Linked DNA regions of Homo sapiens: region 2 is linked to region 1. Evidence: read pairs that join two places in POLR2A ChIA-PET (ENCODE). Cell type or tissue: MCF 10A. All regions are shown on one strand. Links, peaks and the distances in the headings refer to the core of each region. The heading gives the core; the rest is flanking DNA. Region 1 has its middle 24 kb from the start of ATOX1-AS1. Region 2 overlaps SPARC (secreted protein acidic and cysteine rich).

Region 1 (4,394 bases), core at 237-4,236:
CCAAAGTGCAGTGCTGAGGGCATAGCTCACTGCAACCTCAAACTCTTGGGCTCAAGTGATCCTCCTGCCTCAGCCTTTAGAGTAGCTGAGACTACAGGTATGCACCATGGCACTTAGCTAGAAGATGATGGATTCTATACATGAGCCTTAAACTATTTCCAGATTTTGTTTCTATGTGAGAATGAAATAATCTTCATTTTTGTTACAGCTACTGTTACTTTGAGCTTACTGGTATATACATACAGCTGAACCTAACACTAACTGATACATAAGCTTGTGCTTCCCTGATTTCTTCCACCCACCTGCCATATGCTTGCTTTCATTTGCCCATAATACCAAGATACGCAGGCCTAAAGTCAAGATTGGGATCTGCAGCAGTTGCTTTCACAAGGTCCTGGTTTTTTTGGTGTGTGTGTGTGTGTGTGTGTGTGTGTGTGTGTGTGTGTGTGTGTTTGTGTGTGTGATCTTGAGCCACTTTAACCGCCTGGGTCTCAGTTTCCACAACTTTAAAAGGAAGGGGTTAGGCTGGACATGATGGCTGATGCCTGTAATCCCAACACTTTAGGAGGCCAAGGCAGAAGGATTGCTTGAGGCCAGGAGTTCAAGACCAGCCTGGGCAACATAGTGAGACCCCAACTCTAAAAAAATTTTAAAAATTAGCCAGGTGGTGGCACCTGCCTGTAGTCCTAGCTACTCAGGAGGCTGAGGTGAGAGGATTGCTTGAACCCAGGAGACTGGGGCTGCAGGAAGCTATGATCACACCACGGCACTCAGCCTGGGTGACAGACTGAGACCTTGTCTCAATAATAATAATAATAATAATAAAACAAATGAAGGGGTTGGTCTAGATCAAAGATTGGCACACGACAGCCTGCAGGCCAAATCAAGCCACCATCTGTTTTTGTAAATAAAGTTTTATTGAAACACAGTCATATTCATTTTTGTATTATCTATGGCTGCTTCCACACTATAACAGCTGAGTTGGAGAATGGCAACGAAGACCATTTGGCCCACATAGCCTAGACTGTTTACTATTTTGCCCTTTTCAGAAGAAAATTGTCTGTCCATTGTTGCGGGAAGTCACAGACCCTGAATGGAGAGACCGGCTGAAGCCGCGGCAGAAGAACATAAATTGTGAAGATTTAATGGACATTTATCAGTTCCCAAAATTAATACTTTTATAATTTCTTACGCCTGTTTTTACTGCAGTCTCGGAACATAAAGTGTGAAGATTTCATGGACATTTATCACTTCCCCAATCAATACCCTTGTGATTTCCTATGCTTGTCTTTACTTTAATCTCTTAATCCTGTCATCTTCATAAGCTGAGGATGCATGTCACTTCAGGACCCTGTGATGACTGCGTTAACTGTACAAATTGTTTGTAAAGCATATGTGTTTGAACAATATGAAATCAGTGCACCCTGAAAAAGAACAGAATAACAGCAATTTTCAGGGAACAAGGGAGATAACCATAAGGTCTGACTGCCTGCGGGGTTGGGCAGAATAGAGCCATATTTTTCTTCTCACAGAAAGCCTATAGATGGATGTGCAAGTAGGAGAAATATCGCTGAATTCTTTTCCCAACAAGGAATATTAATAATTGATAGCCCTGGGGAAGGAATGCATTCCTGGGGGAGGTCTATGAATGGCCGCTCTGGGAATGTCTGTCTTATGCGGTAGAGATAAGGACTGAAATATGCCCTGGTCTCCTGCAGTGCCCTCAGGCTTGCTAGGACTGGGAAATTCCAGCCTGGTGAATTCTAGTCAGACCAGTTGTCTGCTCTCGAACTCTGTTTCCTGTTAAGATGTTTATCAAGACAATGCATGCACAGCGGGACACAGACTCTCATCAGTAATTCTAATTTTGCCCTTGCCTTGTGATCTTTTATTGCCCTTTGAAGCATGTGATCCTTGTGACCTACTCCCTGTTCGTACATCCCCTCCCCTTTTAAAATCCCTAATAAAAACTTGCTGGTTTTGTGGCTTGGGGTTGCCATCACAGTCCTACCAATATGCGATGACACCCCCGGAGGCCCAGCTGTAAAATTTCTCTCTTTGTACTCTTTCTCTTTATTTCTCAGACTGGCCGACACTTAGGGAAAATATAAAGAACCGAAATTGAAATATTGGGGGCTGGTTCCCCCAATAATCCATGGTCTAGATCAGTGATTTCAAACTGTTCTACAGAGACCTAAGGCTCTGTGCAGGTACCTCAGGGAAAAGGGAGGAACTGAGAGTGGGGCTCCAACCCCTGGCATCTTCCTACCAAGACTACACCTCTTATTTGTTGAAATTAACTAGTTGAGGCCAGTCACGGTGGCTCATGCCTGTAATCCCAGCACTTTGGGAGGCCGCGGCGGTGGATCACCTGAGGTCAAGAATTCAAGACCAGCCTGGCCAACATGGTGAAACCCTGTCTCTACTAAAAATACAAAAATTAGCCGGGCATGGTGGCATGTGCCTATAATCCCAGCTACTCCAGAGGCTGAGACAGGAGAATAGCTTGAACCCGGGAAGCAGAGGATGCAGTGAGCCAAGATCACATCACTGCACTCCAGCCTGGGCAACAAAGAGTGAAACTCCATCTCAAAAAAAAAAAAAAAAAGAAATTAACTAGCTGGATTTTATTTAAATATTTTATTATGGAAGTTTCCAAAAATATCTGAAAGTAAAGTGAATAATATCATGAACCCCATACACTCATCTCCCAGCTTCAAGAATTACCAAGTCATAGCCGGTTTCGGTGCATCTTCCACTGCCCGCCCCCACCCCACACAGGGTTATTCTGAAACAAACACCAGCATCATTTAATTTTATTATTGTATTTCTTTTTTCTTTTCTTTTCTTTCTTTCTTTTTTTTTTTTTTTTTGAGATGGAGTCTTGCTCTGTTGCTCAGGCTGGAGTGCAGTGGCGCAACCTTGGCTGACTGCAACCTCTGCCTTCTGAGTTCAAGCAATTCTCTTGCCTCAACCTCCTGAGTAGCAGGGGCTACTGGCACACACCACCACACCCGGCTAATTTTTGTATTATTGTATTTCTTCTGAGAGATAGGATTTAAAAAAAAAACCTATCCATCATGACACCTAAAAGTTAATACAAATTTCTTAATATCATAAAATATCCAGTGCTCAAATTTCCTCTATTGTTATTTATTTATTCTTTTCTTAAGCCCTTGGTTTGTTCAAATCAGGATGCAAACAAAGTCCATACATTGCATTTGATTGATGTTTCTTAAGTCTTTCAGTCTGTAGCAACCCTACTCCTGCCCTTTTTTGTTTTTCTCCGCAAATTATCTGTTGAGGAAGTTGGGTCTTCTGTGCAGGAGGGTCTTCTGTAATTCTGGATTTTACTGAGTGCACCCCATAATGCAATGTGTTCCTTAGTCCCCTCAAGTTCCTGTAAAATGGTGGTTAGGTTTATACTTCATCAGAACCACCTTTGATTTTTTGCTGACAATCTTTCATAGACGGTGCTATGAAATCCTCTTATATCATATCAGGCAGCACATAATATCTGCTTGTCTTTCTGTGTGTAATATCAAGATGGATGGATGGATTCAGATGTTGTCAGCCTAGTCCATCCATTATAAACTCCCCATCAGCTCTTCAACTCATGGTTTTAGCAGACATTGATGATTATTGTTGCACCCATTATTTTTTTAATCACAAAAGTCATACATGTAGGCTGAGAATGGTGGCTCACGCCTGTAATCCCAGCACTTTGAGAGGCTGAGATGGGTGGATCACTTGAGGCCAGGAGTTCGAGACCAGCCTGGTCAACATGGTGAAACTCCATCTCTACTAAAACTACAAAAATTAGCTGGGTGTGGTGGCACACGCCTGTAATCCCAGCTACTCGAGAGGCTGAGGCATAAGAATCTCTTGAACCTGCGAGGCAGAGGCTGCAGTGAGCCAAGACTGTGCCATTGCACTCCAGCCTGGGTGACACAGCAAGCGTCTGTCTCAAAAAAAAAAAAAAAAGTCATACATGTAAAATTGTAAAAAAAAAAAACCCAAATATCCATCCAAAGGAGACTGAAAAGATAAAAGCAGTAATTATATCACACTGTATTTATACATCAGGCAATATAGCAGTCAGAATTTAAAATCTAAATATATCATTTGGGGAGGCATACATATGTGTTAAAAGTAAAAAATATGTATAGGAATGATAAACTCCAAATGTAAGGTATTGTTTACTTCTTTTTGTATGGGAGAATGAGGAATAGGACTGGGTTTCAATTATATATATGATTCAATCATATATATATATATATATATATATATATATATATATATATATATACACACACACACACACACACACATTTTGTTTATTAACAGAGGTCTGTCTGAACTATTTATTGCAAAATGTTAAGATTTGTCAAAGC
Region 2 (4,344 bases), core at 1-4,000, 58 kb after region 1:
AAGAGGAGGTGGTGGCGGAAAGTATGTCCCTTCCCTGTAACTTGGCACATCCAAGCTGCCCTTGGCTGCCTGGGCCTGGGGCACGAGGACAGCCTACATGAGGCTCCTTCCAGCAGAAATGCAGGGTGGGGTCCTCAGTGGGCTATGAAGGAAACACGGCTTTGACTTAACAAGTGGGAAACTGTGGCACTCAGTCCCCTGGGATCTGGGCAAGATCGGTTTCCAGGCCATCCATGTGTGTGGTAGGAAGGAGAGTTCTCCAGCTGGAAATGGGCTTCTCCCCTCATAGCTCTTTGCCCTGAGTCCAAAGCTGAGTTTCCCAGTCCCACGGAGGTCGCTGATCACATCTGGTCACCGAAATCTCCCATTGCTTCTGTATCAGCCCGTGCCCCACAGAGAAGTAGAACTGAGAGAAGAGATCAGGAACTTGCACACTCATAAGCTCATTCTATTTCACACAGTCCAAGGAAACGAGGTCCTGAGGAAATGCAACCTGACATAATCCGTACCATGCTATCCATGCGTTAGTGCCCTGGGAGAGAAATGACCTAGGGGCTCTGGCTCCAGCCCTAGGTGCAAAGCATTTGTACTCAAGGGGTTAAGAGCAAGGACTTTGGAAGCGGTCCAACCAAGCTTTGAACCTAGGCTTCTCCACGCCAGCTTGCTTAGCATCTCGGAGCCTCAGTTTCTCATCTCTCATATGGGGCTGATGAAGATGGCAGACCCTTGTCCCAGGGCTGCCGGGAAGTTTTCAGACAAGCTGAGTAGGCATCCGCTAAAGGATTATTAAAACACCCAAAATAAAGCATTGCGAGGAAAAGGCCACATTAAGCTCTCATCCTGAGGGGATAGCTAATGGTATTTGATCTAGCTGGGCACAGGGTTTCTGTTGAACAGAGGGACATCTACTGAGTCATGTTCCTTCCCGCCTCCACGCCCACCTCATCCGGTGTTTACCAGGCTCTATTGTCCAGCATGGACTTTGAGGCTCTTCTCCCTTTTCCTTTACTGCCACTTAAGTCTGTTTTGTTGGGCCTCAGCTCCCTGGCTCAGTGTCAACAGCTGACTTTCTAAGCCATTCTAGAAAGCTTATTCTGGAATCCAGAAATGCCCCACTGTGATTGTTCAATGGAGACCCAGGAACACAATGGTTGCTTCAATCTTCAGGAAAGCCATATGGTATCTAGTGTTTCTGGGTCCCAGACTGAGCCTCCAGCCCCCCAGAAGTGCCTGACCTCTATCTCAAGCTAAACCTCTAATCCCCAGGCTGAACCAGCTGCTGCCCTAAATGTTGACTGTGAGGCTCAGTGCAAGAGCAGGCAGGACTCAGGGCTGTCCAAAGCCCAGAGTGGGGGCCACAGTCAAGGACTGTCAGCCCTGAGATCTGTCCAGGTAGGATGGGGGTGGATGTGCTAGTCCAGGTGATGCTAACTCCCTTGTCTTTCTGCCCTACAGATCCCTGCCAGAACCACCACTGCAAACACGGCAAGGTGTGCGAGCTGGATGAGAACAACACCCCCATGTGCGTGTGCCAGGACCCCACCAGCTGCCCAGCCCCCATTGGCGAGTTTGAGAAGGTGAGGGCTGAGAGACAGGGGCAGGGGGAAGGGATTGGGCACTTCGGAATACAGGATGTCTGCTCAGGAAACTGTTGGCTTGGTGGTTCTATGGGGCAGTGCCAGTCTCAGAAGTCCCCTTGCTAGACCTAGTCCCAGCAGGAAAGAGGGGATGAGTCAGAGTGCTCTGCCTGGCACTGGATCTTTTCAGCAACCAGCAAGACTTTAAACAGCACCATCAGGTTCCAAGCCCTGTGCCAGACTCTTAGAGCTAAGAGTATAACAGCATCAGCAAAGAATCAGGTCCAAAAATACGGGTTCTGGGGCCAAACTGAAGGTTGACTTCAAACCTCATCTCCATCACTTATTAGGTGTGAGATTTAAGCTAAGTTGCCGAACCTTTTCAGGTCTCAGTTTTCTCACATCCAAAGAGAGGATAAAAATAGTCCTTAACTCATAGATCTGTTGTGGAGATGTGTCAGAAATGTTTGGTACATAACAAGTATCCAATAAATGCTACTTAATTTTAAATTATCTCTCAAATATGTCCCTTCTCTCCAATAGGATCCATCCATCCGTCCAAGTAAATATTTTTTGAGTGCCTGCTCCTGCCTACCATCATGCTAGTGGCAGTCTAGCTCATGGCAGCAAATCTAGGGCCAGCACTATTCCTACAGCCTCCCATCTGGCTTCTCCATCTTCAGTTTCTCCAGAGACTACATAGCCTCTGGGCTCCACATTTTAATATCATTGTTAACATTTTCCTCCTCCTCACCCCTCCCCACTCCCAGTGCCCAGTCACCAGTGCCCATCAGTTCTCCCTCTGCAGTGACATATAAGCTATACTAAATAAGTACGGACAGGATGTTCAACACAGGCTCCCCTCCTCCTAACACAGCTACTTACGGCCACTGCATGTCCAGCCCTCAACATCTCTGCTTGGCCACCCCTATGTTCAGAGATCGACTAGGACTCCATTGGCTCAGCATACAGTTGTACTCACACCTAAGGTTTAGTACAGCGACATATTCAGGATATACAGCTGGATCGTAAGGGAAAAAGACACTAGCAGAGTCTGGAGGAATCTGGGTGGAGACTGACTGACTCCCAAGAGGGGTCATCAGAGTGCATTCTTACCCCAGCTACAAAGAGGCAGCCACATGTGAGTGATGTTTCTTTCCAGGGAAGTTCATTAGAGACTCAGCACCCAAAGTTTTAATTGGAGGCTGGTCACATAGGTACCCTTTGCCTAGCATGCACCAGAATTTCACACTTCCAGAAGGAAAGCAGATGTTCAGCATAAACCAGATTGTTTGTACAAACAGTCCAGGCATAGCGAGCCACTCTTATCAGTTAGGGAAAGATTTACAACAGTGCAGAGAACTGTTTCCCAGCTAAGTTCCCAGACACCAGCCACAGGCTGACCTTACAAGCAGGCCTTTTCTAAGGATAACAATTCCAGGCCTGCTATGTTAACTCTTCTTTGAACACTCTTGTTTCTCTCCCATTCCTGTCTTTAACTTTCTCTTCAAATATCTTCCAGGATTTTTTTCCCTATATCTCAGAACTGACTCAGTCATGCCTCTGCTCAGAGACCATCGATGGCTCTCAGCCTGGGCTGAGCATTGACCTGGGAACCCAAAAAGTGGATTTGTGGCCCAGCCCTATCACTAACTCACTATATGACCTCAGGCTAATGACATTCCTTGCTTAACCCTCAGTGTCCCCATCTCTGAAATGGACAAGGATATTGGTATCAGCGAAGGGCTTTGGGAATGAAGGAGGGGGTACTCTGTGCTTTGCCAACAGGTGTGCAGCAATGACAACAAGACCTTCGACTCTTCCTGCCACTTCTTTGCCACAAAGTGCACCCTGGAGGGCACCAAGAAGGGCCACAAGCTCCACCTGGACTACATCGGGCCTTGCAAATGTGAGTGTCCTTGGGCCCTTCCAGACTCCTGTCTTGGGGAGAGAGCTCTGAGCTGGCACTGATGCTGTCTCTGCCACCCCCATGCTGGGTGATCTTGGGCAAATCTCTCTCCCTTTCTGAGTCTCGGCATCCCCATTTATAAAATGAGGTAATTGTCTATGAGTTGGCTCCTCTCAACTCTGAGTTCAGGGCACTTTCTGGGGAAGGACTGAGCGATTATGGAAGGTCAACATCAGGGAAGATTTCTGGAGTCTCTCACTAGCATCTGAGACAACTGCATTTCATTTCTCTAATGAGGAAGAATTTCTTCTCTCAGGCTAAGTTGAATCTTTCTTGCTTCAACACTGTAAAGCAAAAATGATGTTTGACCTGGGCCTACAAAATATTTTGAAAATATCTGATTTTGAATGCTTTAAAATAAGGGCATGCCTGTCGGTTTGCTTTGGGCCCTGTTACTTGGTACTGTCATATCTTCACCCTTTTACTCCATTACATTCCTATCTGCCCTCCGAAGAGAGAGGATAAGCACCCTCTTCTGGAAACCTGGGAGTCAGTTGTCTGGGGAGGGATGCCAGGGTGTGGTCTGATCTTTGGTTAGTGACCCCAGCTGCAAACTCAGTGGGGCCAAGTGCCTTGTTCAGTATCCTCCCTATCATGGGAGACCCCCAAGACCACACCTGCTCCCCCTCCAAGGCAACATCCACACTGTGGGTCTTGTGTATTCTGGCACCCGATGGCAATGAGGAGAGCCACTCACCTACCTCAGGTGTACAGGGTGCAGAAAAGTATGTAGGGGGTGGGAAACAAAGTTCTCCTCGTGGGACCCCAGGTATGAAATTGAGAAGGTACAGAGTAGAA

What was found. ChIA-PET counts read pairs that join two places held together with the same protein. Peaks named below come from ENCODE experiments on the same cell type or tissue, not always from the same donor. Only the 100,000 strongest peaks of a DNase experiment are listed, where the experiment ranks them.
Region 2: POLR2A ChIA-PET joins it to region 1 with 5 read pairs; 13 of 35 experiments call an interaction of 5 or more read pairs at or near these places.

Annotation. Positions count from the first base shown.
Region 1 is chr5:151,727,133-151,731,526 of GRCh38, reverse strand. No RefSeq gene overlaps it. Among named protein-coding and RNA genes, the nearest start is that of ATOX1-AS1, 24 kb to the left of the region's middle. RefSeq lists an enhancer at 1,550-2,086. In MCF 10A, for the core only: no CTCF peak of the experiment used is centred there; no DNase peak of the experiment used is centred there.
Region 2 is chr5:151,668,806-151,673,149 of GRCh38, reverse strand. It overlaps SPARC (secreted protein acidic and cysteine rich), which reads left to right. Exons shown (of 10, transcript NM_003118.4): 4 at 1-21; 5 at 1,456-1,577; 6 at 3,366-3,486. Among named protein-coding and RNA genes, the nearest start is that of CLMAT3, 6.0 kb to the left of the region's middle. In MCF 10A, for the core only: no CTCF peak of the experiment used is centred there; DNase peaks (open chromatin) are centred at 949 and 1,719.